Regions from separate parts of the Mus musculus genome. Here region 2 is linked to region 1. A link is a loop called in an ENCODE intact Hi-C map of the cell type or tissue named here. Cell type or tissue: heart. All regions are shown on one strand.

Region 1 (8,000 bases):
ACTCTTTTCTGTGTAGCATCTAAGAAAGTTAAATTTACGTGAGAAGACACTAAAATACTGGGTAAAAGTGAAGTAAAAAGGCTAGAGGCAGGGGTGTGAGTTTTAAAAGCCATAGTTCAAAGGAGAAGTGTCTCAACTAGACAGAGGGAATAGGTTCTCAAGACTTAAAATCCCCACAGTGTAACACAGTTAAAATATGCCAAAAATGATTAACCAATAAAATTTAGCCATTCTCTACAATAAAAGTATCTATAAGGCAATAGATATATTAGTTTAATACAGTCTTTCTATTGTGTGTTTTAATGTGTATATATGTATCAAAATACTTTCCTTGAACATCATAAATGCATTTGATTAATATCTGGAAAATAAAAATAGAAGCCTTACACACACACACACACACACACACACACACACACACACACACACACACACAAAACCAATTAGGCTCATTAATAGTCATCCTGTGTCTAGTAGAAAGTAAGGAGCAAACTAATCAATGGAATCACAAGCAGTTCCATTTGTTGTTGTCGGTTCAATGCCTGACTGTTTACATGACCCTGGGGAAGCTCAGAGCAAATGGTTACCAGTAAGGATTTATGAAAGCCCAATTCCCTGTGATCAACACTATGAACTATTACCTGCGGCAGCACTCCCCAGGAGATCGGGATAGAGTTCTTTTGCCCGAGACTATATCCTAAATATCATCCTTCCCCTGGCCTGTCTCCCATACCCTATCTAGTTTCCCCAAAAGACTTATTTAATAAACTACTTGAATGCCAGTTGTCCAATTCAGTTTCTAATTCAGAGGACTAGATATATATTTACATTTTTAAAATATATATTTTTTATTCCCGAGATATACATTTACGTTTTAAAAACTGGTAGTATTCACATAATGAGGATTCCTAGTTTTTCTTAATATGCAGAAATACCTGGAACTTGGAGCCAAGAATTCTCATGAGCTAACGTCAACAAGAATGCCTCAGACTGTCACTACCTTCATCCTGCCTGTCAGTCATTTGAGTCGCCTCCTTGTCCCGTTGTCACTGTTCATGACTCACAGCAGTATTATTAGTTCTTAAGTTCCACATAACAGTCGCAGCAGTACCCCCAAAGATTCCTTTCTGAGATGCCCAGAACTTAGGTTGAAGGTAACTTGTCAAGTATAATTAAAGGCACAAGCCTGCAGTTAGGCTAAGTCTGGATTGTCCAAATGAGTCCAATGTAATGACATGAGTTCTGCAAAGTGGGGAACTGTTTCAGCTGTGGTCACAGGAATGTACAACGAAGGACAGAAGGTCAGAAAGATGTCACATCACTGACTCTGAAGATATGGACAGAACTATAAACAAAGCCCCAATTTCTGGAAAGAGCAAACAAAAGGACTATTCCCTGGCCGCTGCAATGGAATAAAGCCATTCCAGACCCTTCATTTTACCTCAGACAAATTTGCTTGGACTTTGACCTACAGAACTCTAGCACAATTTTGCCAGTGATTTGTTAGAGGAACTACAGAAAAATAAATAGATGTTACATTCCATGCAGACCACTCTACATCTACTAGTTCATGGCACATAAAAATCATTAAACAGGGATTCAGGAATTGTATACTCAGTGAACATAAAGACCTGAACTCAATTCTCATAAGTAAAAATTTCCATCTGGGGTGGCATGCACTTGTAATCTCAATCCTAGGCAGGCAGAGGCAGGCAAATCCCTGAGACATGGTAGCCAGCCAACCTAGCCTACCTGGTGACCCCAGGCCAATGAGAAACTGCCTCAATTACATGTTGTTCCTTGGTATCCAAGGAACAACTGCCAAGGTTGTTCTCTTGGGTCCATGAATATACACATGCATACATGAGCACTATCACAGAGATACACACACACACACACACACACACACACACACACATGCACATTTGTGTGTGCGTGCACACATACACATGCAGACACACATACACACACAGAGAGAGGGAGAGAGAGAGAGAGAGAGAGAGAGAGAGAGAGAGAGAGAGAGAGAGAGAGAGAGAATTAAATAAGTATTTTGAACTAATACATGGAAGCATTAATATATGATACTTCTAAGCTTTAATGGAAAATTTTTCAATGAGTAAAACTGACTGCATTTGCTCTTAGAAGTTGCTATGAATATAGAAAATGATAATCCAACTCAGCCAATACTTTTCAACAGCAAGAAGGCGTGACAGTATTTTCCATGTGCCTTCTCTAATCAATGTAGACTCGCAACTACTTTAGTTCTTTGATCTTTTTCAAATTCTTTCTTAATTAAAATAGACAGAATTGACCTCCATACTCTATTCCTTCTTCTGAAAGCTAGAACGTATAGATATCTTTTTTCCTCAGGTGGGATGATAGGATGGGTTTCAGGGTTGATTTTTTTTTCAGATACAATGGCCTAAAGTGGCACAGGACCTTACGCTCTATGTAGCTAATCTCAGCACTAGCAAGATCTGAAGTAGGCAGAGTTTGTCTTCCCATTATCTTTCTGGTCTGTCCACTGATCCTTATTTTTTGTAGAGAGAGGAAATAATTGATATAAGAAGTGCATATCTGATTATAATGTTAGTAGAAAAATAGTTTATTCTGACTCTCAACATAAATATAATAATACCTCCTTGCACAGCTCATATTTTATTGTAATGTTCCTGAGGTTATAATTACATATTCTAAAACTTGACTATATCTTATATATGCCATATAAATTTCCAAATTTATTTTTTGCATCTTAGGCTGTAATATCAAAATTAATAGGTGACAGATAGCAGTATTTTATAAGAATTTAAAATGCTCTCTCAATGTTTTAGTTTCGTGTCAGAGCTCTTGCTCAGTATGAATGATGCTCTGAGTTTGATCCACATCACCACACACACACACACACACACACACACACACACACACACACACACACACCAACGGAGCAGGGTCAATCTTTGACAGAAACCATGGTAACTTATGAAATATTTTGAATAATCATTTGGAGCAGAACTAGATTCCATGTAAACAGCGATGCAGTAGGAGACAGAAACTAGCATGGTGATATTCAGAGCACATTTAGACCTGTTGTGAGAATGTCCCTCTGCCAGCTCTGAGGAAATGAGACAAACTGCAAGTTGCAGAGAGAATGAGACCAATAATGGTCATGTAACATCACTTACAGCTGATGCAGTGACCTGTTTCCTCCGTGCCCCCCCCCCCTTCAGCTTCTTTCTGGAGACAGAGTCTTAAGTATACTAGAGTATCCCAGCCAGGCTCAAACTTACGTAGCTGAGGATGACCTTTGTCTTCTGACCTTCCTGCCTCGTCTTCTGGGAACTGACCTTCCTGCCTCGTCTTCTGGGAACTGACCTTCCTGCCTCGTTTTCTGGGTACTGAGAGCAAAGTTGTGTGCCTCAACTCCACGTTTTGATGCTTTTTTTGATTGAATGATATAAACCTATCAAATTATTTTGATAAAAGAAGAAAGAAGAGTGAACAATAATAGTTCTTACTTTAAGACATGTAAATAAATTAGTAACTTCAACAAATAACATGTATGAAACTACCTATGGTAGGATGAAGTAGAACTGTTGAAGTTTTACTGATTAACTTATTGTGCAGTGAGCAATAAAAGAACTAATCTGGATAACATCATCAATTAAATCATGTCTGGTAGTGTACACCCTCTCATCGTCTGCCTCCCACCCCACACTGCCCGTCCTTTGTCATAAAACTGGTGATTCCAGAATCAAATGATCAATGAGAACTACAAGCTGGGATGAAAATTTGCATGCAACAGATGGCCTAGCTGGTTTTGAAACTTTGAGAAATACAGCCACCTGTTGGACTTTGTCTGGTATCACACTTTGTTCTCTACTTGTCTAATATTCTTTGAATGCTTTGGGAAGACTGGACTGTTTTCCTTCATGCGAGAAATGTAAAAGTATAAATGAAATGTAAAGAATAAATATAAGCACATTTGGCACTGTCAGGAGAAACACAGATGACAAAATCGGGTGACTTCCCTTATTTTGTCTGTTAAAACAATGGATCAATCGCTACATCAGCACTGGTCTCTAGTCTAAGTAGGCTGACAAGGAACTTCATTATAAAGAAACACAAGAAATCAATGGAGTTTTTAAAAATGTCTTCCTTCAAGGGGCTGAGACTGGCTCAGAGGGTAGGGCTGCACAAACATGATGTTGATTCCCAACACGCATGTAGAAAGCTGTCTGTTACTACATGCCGCATGTGTACCTATGATCCAGGAGAGCTGGGCTGCAGAAGACAGAGAGGATCTATGGGGCATGCTGGCTGCTTCTAGCTATATATTCAGTGAACCTGATGTCTTAAGGGAGTAAAGTGAAATAGAGCAAAGTATGTGATGTCTTTTTCAGGGCTCCACACACATGTGTCCCCTCCACTACACACACAAAAACACACACATACAAACACACACACACACAAACATATACATACAAACACATACATATAAACACACACATACAAACACACACTCACACATAAAGTTTCTTCCTTCAAAATAAAAGAAAACTTACAAATTTATTGTTTTGTTTTGTTTTTTAACACCACTCTATCTCTGGCCTCTAAAGCAGAAGTTATCAAGCATTCTTATAGCATTTTTCAAATACTAAATAAGTTAGATTATGAAGGGCATAGGTGTCTTTTTCTTTTTCAGGAAGAGATAAAAGTTGTTTGTTTTGCTTATTAAAATGATGCTTTCTTATGCACATACATAATGAATTGATTACTATGAAGCTATTTGACATATCTATTTTATTCACATGTTGACAACTCTTAAAACCTAGTGTCTTGGAAATTTTCAACTATACAACAAAAAATAACTGATTGTATTGTATTTATGGTGAACACTATATCTCTAGAGAATATTCTCTCTATATAACTGGCACTTCATGCTCTCTGATCAATACTTTCCATTTCCTACCCTCGGTGCTTCTGGCAGCCATCATTCTGCTCTCTGCTTTCTTGAATGCAATTTTTTACATTCCATAGATAAGTGGAATCACGTAGCTTTCTTATTGTATCTGCCTTATTTTACAGCTTCTCCTCCAGGCATCCGTCCTGTCACAAATAGCATTCACAATAAGGAAACAAATGAGTATGTCGGTGCGACAATAAAATTGTGTTGATTAAAAACAGATGGGAAGGCACTGAATTATATCTCAGTAGTATAATGTTTGCCTAGCAGGAGTGTAAGAGAGAGGGGAGTCAAATATTTTGATAACAAGAACATCAGGGTATGACATAAAGTTTATGACATAAAAGAAGAAATAACTAAACTCGATGAAAAACTGAAGAAAGTGAGAAAAATAAGCATAAACACAAACTGGCTTCACAAACTCTCCAGAATAAATGCACTAGAGGAATAGTGCCAGAGATATGAAGGAAAAGGAATGTAGGAAATAAAGTGATCTAGAAAGCAAGAAATTCACTTGATGTCTATGTAGATGAACACAGGAGCTGTTAAATATAAAACAGCAGGGTCTTCTGCATTGCGCATCTTCAAGCATCGACATCACAGTTTTCAATACTACACAAAGCAACCAGAGGTGGGCAGACTCCATATATGCACCTTCCCCTTGACAAAAGAAACTGAAGCCATGGAGAAACATAGCTTAACTGGGGTCACACAGATTGGGAGCACGAACTCCAATCTCAGGACATCTTGTCCTGCCTAGTCCCCACTTGATCCCTTGGCCTTCCAGGCCGACTACAATTGATAACTTTATCTGATTATGATCCAGCTGAAGTCATTTGAGTTCATAAAATACAGAATGATTGCATAGTCACGCCAAGTGACTATTGGGAAGGAAGCTAATGGTTTATCATAAAAATTATACCCATAAATTTGAAGTGCAAAAACTCTGATATTTTATTTGATGAAAGAGGAAATAAAATAGGTCTGGGAAAATATGAAGTAAAAGTATTCCAGAGGTACTTGGTCAATCTTTCCTTCTCCAAGAATGCACAAATTCCAATTAATTTTATTAAACTTTAGAACCAATAAGCCAACCTCTGAATTCTCACCAAAAATAATCAAGACATCTATTTTTCATGATTATTTTATTTCAAATGTCAATGACATGAATAATAATTGTCTTTTAAATGATCTAGTTAGTTACACTTTAAGCCAATATTTTCTTGTATTCTAATTTCCAGTTTTTCCCTTTGTAGTATTTCTAATAAAGATAATAACATTTTAGAAATAAGTCAATTCTTGGAACTTAATGAATGTGTTCAACTGCAAAGTGCAGCACTTATTGGTTTTATTTTTTTTCTCACCTATTTATTCTGACAAATGAGAAAGGTTGTCTCACTTTACCAAAAGAGAAACCAAACTCCAGGACCTGTCTAATGAAACAAGGAATTAATGACAATTCTTGGGAAATGCATCTGTGTTTGATTTCCAAGGTTTAAACAGGGTTTGGCTGCCAGGATGTAGTCTCTATGCAACATAGTGAGTACATAGTGGCGTTCTCTCTGAACACCAGGGCCAAAGACACTAGAGAAAATGACACTTTTACTGGGGAGACTCTCTTTCCCCTTATAGGATCTTACTCCTTTGCAATTCCAAACAAAACAGTCTTTGAGGCACTGGGCTAGGTGAAGAGCCCCTAAGATCTAGGAAAAAAAATTTACATTTTTTTTTCTAACTAGCTACTTAGACTTTCAATGAAAAGTAATCAAAAGAGATAAAGAAGGCCACCTCATACTCATCAAAGAAAGAAATCCACAAAGATGACATCTCAATTCTGAATATCTATGCCACAAATGCAAAGACACCCAAATTCATAAAAGAAACATTACTAAAGCTTAAATCATACATTGAACACCACACATTCATAGTGAGAGACTTCAACACCCCACTCTCACAAGCAGAAAGGTCATTGAGACAGAACTAAATAGAGAAATAGTGACACTAACAGAGGATATGAATCAAATGGGCCTAATAGACATCTACAGAACACTTCATACAAACATGAAAGAACATACCTTCTTCTCTGCACTTCACAGAACCTTCTCCAAAGCTGATCATGTACTCAGTCACAAAGCAAGCTTCAACAGATGCAAGAAGATTGGAATAACTACTTGTATCTTATCAGACCACCATGAATTAAGGCTGGATTTTAACAACAACACAAACAACAGAAAGCTTACAAACTCACAGCAACTGAACACCTCTATTCAATGACCACTGGTTCAGAGAAGAAATAAATTAAAGATTTTTATTGAATTCAATAAAAACAAAGGCACAACATACCCAAACTTATGCTACAATGAAAGCAGTGCTAAGAGGAAAGTTCACAACAATAAATGTCTTCATAAAGAAACTGGAGGGATCTCGCCCTAGCACACGTGAAGGCTCTAGAACAAAAAGAAGCAAACACAACGAAGAGGAGTAGATGACAAGAAACAATCAAACTCAGGGGTGAAGTCAATAAATAAAAAAAAAAAGATAGAGAGAACAATACAAACAACAACAAAATACAAATAATCAACGAAACCAAGAGCTGGTTCTTAGAGAAAATCAACAAGACAGACAAACCCTTTGCCAAACTATCTAAAAGGCAGGGAGAGACTATCCCCATTAACAAAATCAGTAATGAAAAGGGGAAAATAACAACAAATAAAAAGGAAATCCAAAGAATCATTAGGTCTTACTTTAAAATCCTCTATTCCATAAAATTGGAAAATCTAATGAAATGGTCAATTTTCTTCACAGATAACAACTACCAAAGTTAAGTCAAGATTAGGTAAACAATTTAAATAAACTTATAATACCTAATGAAATAGAAGCAGTCAATAAAAGTCTCCCAATCAAAAGAAGCCCAGGTTTTTATGCAGAATCTTTCAAGGAAGAGCTAAATCCAATACTCCTCAAACTATTCCACAAATTAGAGACACAATGAATATTACCAAACTTATTCTATGAGGCCACACTCACCCTGATACCT
Region 2 (8,000 bases), 670 kb before region 1:
CCTCCCGTATACAACAGGGATAAAGATAACTACTTCTCTGTACACTTACAAAGATGAATAATCTAGTGCTCATAAAGCAGCAAAAACAATGCATGACAGCAATAGGTAGGCTGAGGCAGGAGAATTAAGAGTTTCAGAATTTAGATCATACTAAGAGCTCAACAAATGAAAACTGGCATTACTGTCATATCCACTGTCTCCTGGCATTTCTGAACACTCCGGTTTTCTTGTTACATGTATGGTGAGAGGGGGCATCTAAGACTCAGAAGAAGCTACTGAGTCATTTGAGAAACACTCCTCAAACGATGGGGAGACTGAGAGTTACAGATTACCTGACTTTTAGCTTCCTACTTCTGTCATCCCTAGTCTAGTCTCAACCCTGGGATCCAGACTGCCACTCGCCACTGGACTGACACTCTACTCTTCTGTTCCCCTTAAATCACAAAACCCATGCTGTAACTTTCAGTTTCACACTGAGAAATGGTCTAAACGTGTTAACTCTGTTTGCTATCATGTGAGATGGTACTGAGATCAAAATAAATGGAAATATGACATTGACCCTACCATCTAAAACTAGAGACAGGTGGACCTTGGATCCTTGGAGGGTGACTTGAGACAGTAACAATAGAAGTAGCTATCGCATGGTTAAGTCTTATGGGGCATGAAATGTTCAAGGCCACTGGAGTGGGGGGGTTACTTAATGCTACTTTACTTGAAAATAAAATGCCTACTGCACACAGAATGGGTACACATAGTACACCATAATAGAAACTGTTGGAGCCGAGCAGTGGTGGTTCACACCTTTAATCTCGGCACTTGGGAGACAGAAGCAGGCGGATTTCTGAGTTCGAGGCCAGCCTGGTCTACAGAATGAGTTCCAGGACAGCCAGGGCTACACAGAGAAACCCTGTCTAAAAAAAAAAAAAAAAGAAAGAAAGAAAAGAAAAGAAAAGAAAAGAAAAGAAAAGAAAAGAAAAGAAAAGAATTTGCTGTAAAGCAGAAGAGTTAAGCCCCTTGCTGGCTCGAACTACACATGATAAAGAACACGCTACTTTAATATTTTGTACATATACTACACGCCAAAAATTGTGTTGTGCTATACAACTTTAAATTACCTTCACTACATCTTCACAATTTTTTGGAGAGAATTACTCCTTTCACACGTGAGGAAAAAGGAGAATGTGTCGGAGTATCAGAGTCTGTGATTTGAATTCCCAATCTGAACCTAGTTCAGGGATTACTGGTAACCACTATGACAAACTGTACAGAAACGGTCTATCTAGTCTCAAGAAAATAGTAAAAAGTCTAGAAAACCAGAGCGCAGGAAGTAGCCCTCTCAGACTGGCAGGCGGCGACGGGGTCCCTCTCGTTCCACGTGTGACACGGTGTTGTCCCTCCCCAGTTCCCGCGCCGTCCCATGTTCCCACGGCTCCGCGCTCCACCTCCGGGCAGACCGCCACGACTGCCACACGCGGGTAAGGCAGCTGAGGCGAGGACCAGGGCAGGAGGAACGAGGGAGGCGGGCGAGAGCTTACCTGGGCTGCTGGCGGCTGCCGGCTGGTTCTCCCACCACTCGTCTCCCAGATCGTCTGCCATCCCCGTGAGACCCGGACGCGAACTGACAACCAGATGAAAGCAAGGCGGCCGCTCGCGCTCCTGGGCTCAGCTTCACTGGCGGCGTTAGCAACGCTACACGCGGAAAAACCAAGGAACTCCGTCGCCCGCGCCACTGGAGATGACGTCACAGACGCCACGCCCCCCCAGCTGCGGCAGCCAGGGGTGTCGCCGTTTCCACACAGGCTCAGACGTTCAAGATCGGCCTAGAAACTCCAAATAAATGCTCTGTTGAGCCTAGAAATACAAGAAAAGAGTTACCATCGGTTTGGGTTATTTTTTTTTAATATTTAAGTATTTTGTTTTGGTTTATGGCCGAAAAGCCGATGTCGAAAGTGCAAGAACGGATGCTAAGACGATTTTTCTCTGTTGGATTTCAAAGAGCTTGCACCGCGGGAGGAGACCCGAGCACGTGGATGTGTTTTCACTTGGTTGTCAGGGTTCTGGCGTTCCAGCGCCTGTGCAGTTTGTCCTTAGAAACGCACCTGAGAGTTGCTGACGATGAATGTCGGAACTTGGTTGTACATGTGAACGTTGCTGCTCTTTTTCTACAACTTAAGAGGGACGAATATCCTGAAGACCTGAAACATACCACTTCTCTATTTAAAATACTTAATCAGGTTTTGATATTCTCTTTAGAGGACTTGGATTGTGATCTGTCCCATTCAGTACCATGGCCCTTGGAACATGAATAGAACTTGGGGCCTGGTGTGGTGGCGCACGCCTTTAATCCCAGCAATCTGGGAAGCAGAGGCAAGCAGATTCCTTGAGTTGAAGGCCAGCCTGGTCTACAGGGGAGTTCCAGGACACCCAAGACTCTGCAGAGACATCCTGTGGAGGAGGAGGAGAATTGTTTTATTCAACAGTACATTTGTTTCTGTCATCTCCATTAGCCATCTGCCTGACAACAGGTATTAAGAGGTCAGGAAGGCCACAGGCCAAATGCAGCGATTGAGTTGTTTGTACCGGTGCTCATAAGTTACTTTTATAGTAGAACGCTTTGGACAACATAAACTAACCAGAAAGAAAGAGTGGCTTTAATATGGTGCGTCTATACATTCATACTTCGTGTATTTGCTAATTCACCCTTTATAGAAAAAAATACAAGCTCTATTGAATAAACAATATAAATTGTATCTTCCCTTTAACTGTTTTGTTACCAGTAAATAGATATCTGGGTTTATAAGTTAGCCTACCCTAACCCCACCTCCAACTCCAACACCCATATCTGGTACTGTAGAATCCAAAATAAGTTCAAGACCACCCAGCCTCTTCCCCTCTGAAGGGACTTTCAGAAACATAGCAGTCAAAATGACTGAGTCTACAGCTGCCAAAACAAAATGAGCTGTTCTTAGAAAAATAACCATAACAAGATAGCAATTTCCAGAGAAATCCCCCTACCCTGCCCCACACTGAATTCTGAGAAAGACTACAAACCACCCTGACCTTTCTAAAATTCCCTGTGACATTAAGAGCTGTGATGTTAATAGCTGACCTATAAGATCAAAATGTAGTGCTGCTTTGCTGATAATAACCCACCATAAGGGCAGGCAAAGTGAGTCACTAGGCCAAAGGGTTACATAGTCACCCTATACAAACCAACTAATGCGTGAAAGGGTTACTTGCTACACCAATGAGAATAAGCCAGATAGCCCTGTTACCTAAATCTGCCCCTTACAAGGCATAAAAAGTATGTTTTTTGTTTATTCTGGGTCTCTCCTCTTGCCTGGGTGCTGAGGAGGGTCCCCAACATGTTGGAATAATAAAAAACCTCTTGCGGTTTTCAGCAATGGAGGTCTCTGTAGTCTTTGTGAGTGAGGGTCTTTTGACAGACTCCAACAGTACCTGATCACCTCATGAACACAGGGAAGCTAAGGCTGAAACAACTACTGGAGCTTTGCCTGAGCCCCTTTTCCTGTATAGCATATGAATAAGTACTGTTAGAGTTTGGGTATGAATGGGTCATTTCTCAGGAGTTTGAACTGGACAACCTTCATAGAAGACAAGTCACTTAAACTTTAGCTTGTCAATGTTTATCAGTCGGCAGTATGAGTGTAATTTTAAAAAATCTGTTCCTTAGTGAAAAAGTTTCAGGTAAGCTTTTAACCTTACTGGGCTTGCGGGGGGGGGGGTCTATAACACAAAGTAAATAAATTAGATGACCCCTCAGAGCTCTCCCAGTTCTGTTCCTAAATCTAAAGTGCCATACAAAGAAGTCTGAACAGTACTATTATAGTTGAAGGGTATGATAGTATGATTGTTTAGGGTAAGTTGTGTTGACGTTACTGTTCAGAACAGAACCGATTTGAGCATGGGTAAGATAGCGATTCTCCATCTTTGGAACCAGCAGAGCCTCTTGTCCTGTTGCCTCAGGTTGGAATACCCTTCTCTTACTTGTGTACTTGCTTCTGTACAAATGCCAAGAATTCCTGTGGATGCCACGATGTGAAAAGATTGGTACCTACTGCTGTGAAGATAAAAGTGTTGTGATAGAGGTTAGCATACTGTGCTGGTTAGTTTTACTATAAACTTGACTCAAGTTATAGTCCTCTGATAGGTGGAAACCTTGATTGAGAAAATGCCTCCTCCATAAAATTCGACTGTAGACAAGCCTTTAGACCATCCTCTTAATTAGTGATTGATGGGGGATGGTTCAGCCCATTGTGGGTGGTTCCAGCCCTGGGCTGGTAGTCCTGGGTTCAATAAGAAAACAAGCTGAAGCCGGGTGTGGTGGCACATGCCTTTAATCCCAGCATTCAGGAGGCAGAGGCAGGTAGATTTCTGAGTTCAAGGCCAGCTTGGTCTACAGAGTGAGTTCCAGGACAACCAGGGCTATACAGAGAAATCCTGTCTCGAAAAACCAAAAAGAAAAAGAAAAGAAAAGAAAAGAAAGAAAGAAAGAAAGAAAGAAAGAAAGAAAGAAAGGAAGGAAGGAAGGAAGGAAGAAAGAAGAGAGGAGAGGAGAGGAGAGGAGAGGAGAAAAGAAAAGAAAAGAAAAGAAAAGAAAAGAAAAGAAAAGAAGAGAAAAGGAAAGGAAAGAAAAGAAAAGAAAAGAAAAAAGAAGCTGAGCATGCCATGACAAGCAAGCCTGTAAGCAGCACCCCTCCATGGCTTCTGCATCAGCTCCTGCCTCCCGGTTCCTCCCTGTATGAGTTCTGTGCTGACTTCCTTTAGTGATGAACAATCCTATGGAAGGAGAAGACAAAGCCCATCTTCCTCAAGTTGATCTTGTCATAGTATTTCATCACACTAATTGAGGGGGACTCTGTAGGTGCCCAGGCAGAGAAGCAAACCCATGAAGAGATGAGATTGAAAATTCGGTTCAGACGGACTTCACCAACCTGAATCAGGGAGCCTAGTGCATGGTGGTTCATTGTCAGCAGATTTAAAACATGGGACAATTTGGGAAAAAGATCTCAGGCAACAATAATTCTCATTCTAGGTTTCCAGGCAGCAGTCATTCCAATCCCAGGGGCACAATAAAGCTTAAGGCGTGGCTACTTAGAACTCCTTTACAAGGTGCATGTGACTGTGAGGATGAATCTAATGTGGACTGCCTGGGTGCTACCATGTTACTGCCTTGATAGTAATGGACTGAACCCCTGAACTTGTAAGGCAGCCTCAACTAAATATTGTCCTTATAAGAGTTGTCTTGGTTATGGTGTCTGTTCACAGCAGTAGAGTCCTAACTAAGACAATGCCCTAAAAGACAGACACAGCTATCCTCTAAGTTCTAGCCTTAATTTTGGGGGTAGTGAATTGGATGCACTGGTAAGAGAGGCAAGAGAGAGATGATTCCCATGTCTTTTCTCATCCTTTTGGCTAATATCAAGCGCTGTATTTGTTCTTACCAGTTTAATACAATGGTATGACTAAAATGAAGCTAAACCATGCCACTCTCTGCTCAGCACTGGCATGAAACAGGGAGAAACATCGTAAGTGTTATGTCACAGGGTTTTAATGGAAGTAGCACCAATAGACACATAGGGAATGGTCCTATTAGGAGTGTTCATGTCAGAGTATGTGTGGCCTTGGAGGAAATATGTCACTGGGCATTGGCTTTGAGGTTTCAAATGCTCAAGCCAGGCCCAGTGTCACTCTCTTCCTGCTGCCTGTCGATCCAGATATATAACTCTCAGCTACTGCTCCAGCACCATGTTTGCCTGTATACCACCATGCTTCCCATCATGACAATAACAAACTAAACCTCTGAACCTGTAAGCCAGCCCCAATTAAATGTCTTCCTTTATAAGAGTTGCTATGGTTATGGCATCTTTTCAAAGCAATTAAATCCAAAGTAAGAGATGCCTCCATATGCCTGCTTGCTTCACCCCATTGCTGGGCCTCTTCCACTTCTGAAAGCCATGGTCCCTGCTCAGTATCTACTTTTTTGAGCACTGGTGAATATTTACAGCCTCAGGCCCTTCACACTTGGAAGTAGTGATGACCCACTCCCAATACTAGCCCCGGGATTGTGTACCATCACCTTTGATCTAGCTTTATCTCATGTTCAATACAAAGGATATAAATCTGTGGGGTGTGTGTGTGTGTGTGTGTGTGTGTGTGTGTGTGTGTGTGTGTGTGTGTGTGTTGTAGGCAGTATATGAGTCTGTGGTGCATGCACACGAATGTGCAGATGTGCACCCATATTTGGACATGTGGAGGTCAAAGGAGAACATCTGTCATCTTTCTCCTCACTTTCCACACAAATGGTCAGAACAGAGTCTCTAATTGAAGCAGAGGCACCCACCCATGTCCTCTCTTTACCATGTGGCAGGACTTACTTGAAATGCTTCCTATCAACTAGTGATGTCAATGTCCTCTTCCTTGCACTAGGATAGAGCATTATCACTCAACCAATAGAACACAATGGAGCTGGTGTGTGAGTTCTGAGGCTTAGAGCTCTGAAATTCTAAGCATTTTAATCTTGTTTCCCTGGGATGTTCACTTGGATCCAAGGTGTTATGCTGCTGCAAAGCCACAGAAGCCTGCAGAGCAAACCCCATGTAAAGAACATGGAGGTATTTTGTCCCACTATTTGTCTTAGGTCTTCGTTGGCAGTCAGCATTCACAAAACCTATAAAATAAAGATAACTCCAAAAACCATAAAATTTAAGAGATGGAGCATAGGAGCAAAAACCAACTAACCAAATCAAAATAAAAACAAACCAACTTTGCCTAAAGCCTCTTTACTGAACAGCTATTATTTTTCTGGCCTCCAGGGGGAGCTGTTTGGCCAAGCAGCAACACAGGAGTTGTAAGCAGGGCTTTACATTAAAATCTTGCTCTCTTTCTCTCTGCTGTGAACATCATTGGTGAATAGAATCTCTGTTCACATACAAATGCTTGAAGACTTCAGGCAAATTAGAAGCTTCTTCTGTGTAACTTAGTGAAGAAGAAGAAGAATGAGAAAAAAATGGGATATATTCTAATTTTTATGACAGAAAGACCTTAAGAATGCCAGAAGCACATAGAGAAGAGTGGCCATGTAACTGGGGGAGTGTAAGTTGCATTTTGTGATTTCTTAGTTTGGTTAGCTACACATACATACATACAGAGAGAGAGAGAGAGAGAGAGAGAGAGAGAGAGAGAGAGAGATGGAATCTCAAGGACTGTTTCATTAGAGTTTGAGAAAAACCCAACAGAGCATGCAATCTGTAAATCTTGGAAGGGGAAAGGTACCAACTTCTGAATTGGTCAAGCAGCCCTAGAAAAGAGGAATGGCCTTCAGACCAAACAGAAAGCTCAGCGTGCCAAAGCAAGCATGCTTAGGATTTTTGGATTGTGCCCAAAAATGATACAGAAAGGGAGAAAAGAAGAAGTTATGTTTTTTGAGTTAAGACTCAGAAAAGTGAGGATTATGACTGAAGCCCAGAAGCAGCTGCCCCAAGGGAGATGTTAAGCACATTGTCCAATTAGGAGAAAAACTGTTCCTTCCATATGAAGTGGAAACTTCTAGTTCTTTGGAAAGTTAGTTATATCAAACGATGTTTTACTGGGGCACACAGGTGAAAGGATATCTTGCTAAAGCAAGCACGTGAAAGACTGTGTTCCTGAAGCAGACATAGGTGAAAGGATGTTTGGATATAGCAAACACACGAAAGGACACTTGATGAAGAAGTTTAAATATGACTCCACAGACAGTGGGAGATGAGCACTGAGCCTTGGTTTGGTTTGCTCTGCTTCCCTGCTCTTCACGAATGACACACATGTAATGGACTGCCTTACATAGCAGTGTTGTTGAGATCAACTCGTGACAACACTGCCATTGAGAGAAACTCACCATGAACTGCTCTCAAGGTTCCTGCAGCAGCTTGCTACTTCTGCAGCCTGGCCTCAGGCTGGTTGGCAAGCCTGACGGTCTCTTCAAGACTGAACTACAGCTG

What was found. A loop is a pair of places that touch in the nucleus more often than their neighbours do. Peaks named below come from ENCODE experiments on the same cell type or tissue, not always from the same donor. Only the 100,000 strongest peaks of a DNase experiment are listed, where the experiment ranks them.
Region 2: it touches region 1 in a loop (9-fold over the local background); 6 of 42 quality-filtered maps call a loop at or near these places.

The regions. Positions count from the first base shown.
Region 1 is chr16:58,277,875-58,285,874 of GRCm38, forward strand. No RefSeq gene overlaps it. Among named protein-coding and RNA genes, the nearest start is that of 4930461C15Rik, 130 kb to the right of the region's middle. In heart, a CTCF peak has its summit at 3,858 (motif pointing left); no DNase peak of the experiment used is centred here.
Region 2 is chr16:57,605,131-57,613,130 of GRCm38, forward strand. Cmss1 (cms small ribosomal subunit 1) reads right to left here and starts at 1,737. Exons shown (of 10, transcript NM_025599.3): 1 at 1,536-1,737. The coding sequence starts at 1,596. Gm51269 (predicted gene, 51269) reads left to right here and starts at 5,656; the gene lies at 5,656-5,715. In heart, a CTCF peak has its summit at 6,841 (motif pointing right); a DNase peak (open chromatin) is centred at 1,711; H3K4me3 peaks cover 1,642 bases; H3K27ac peaks cover 1,083 bases.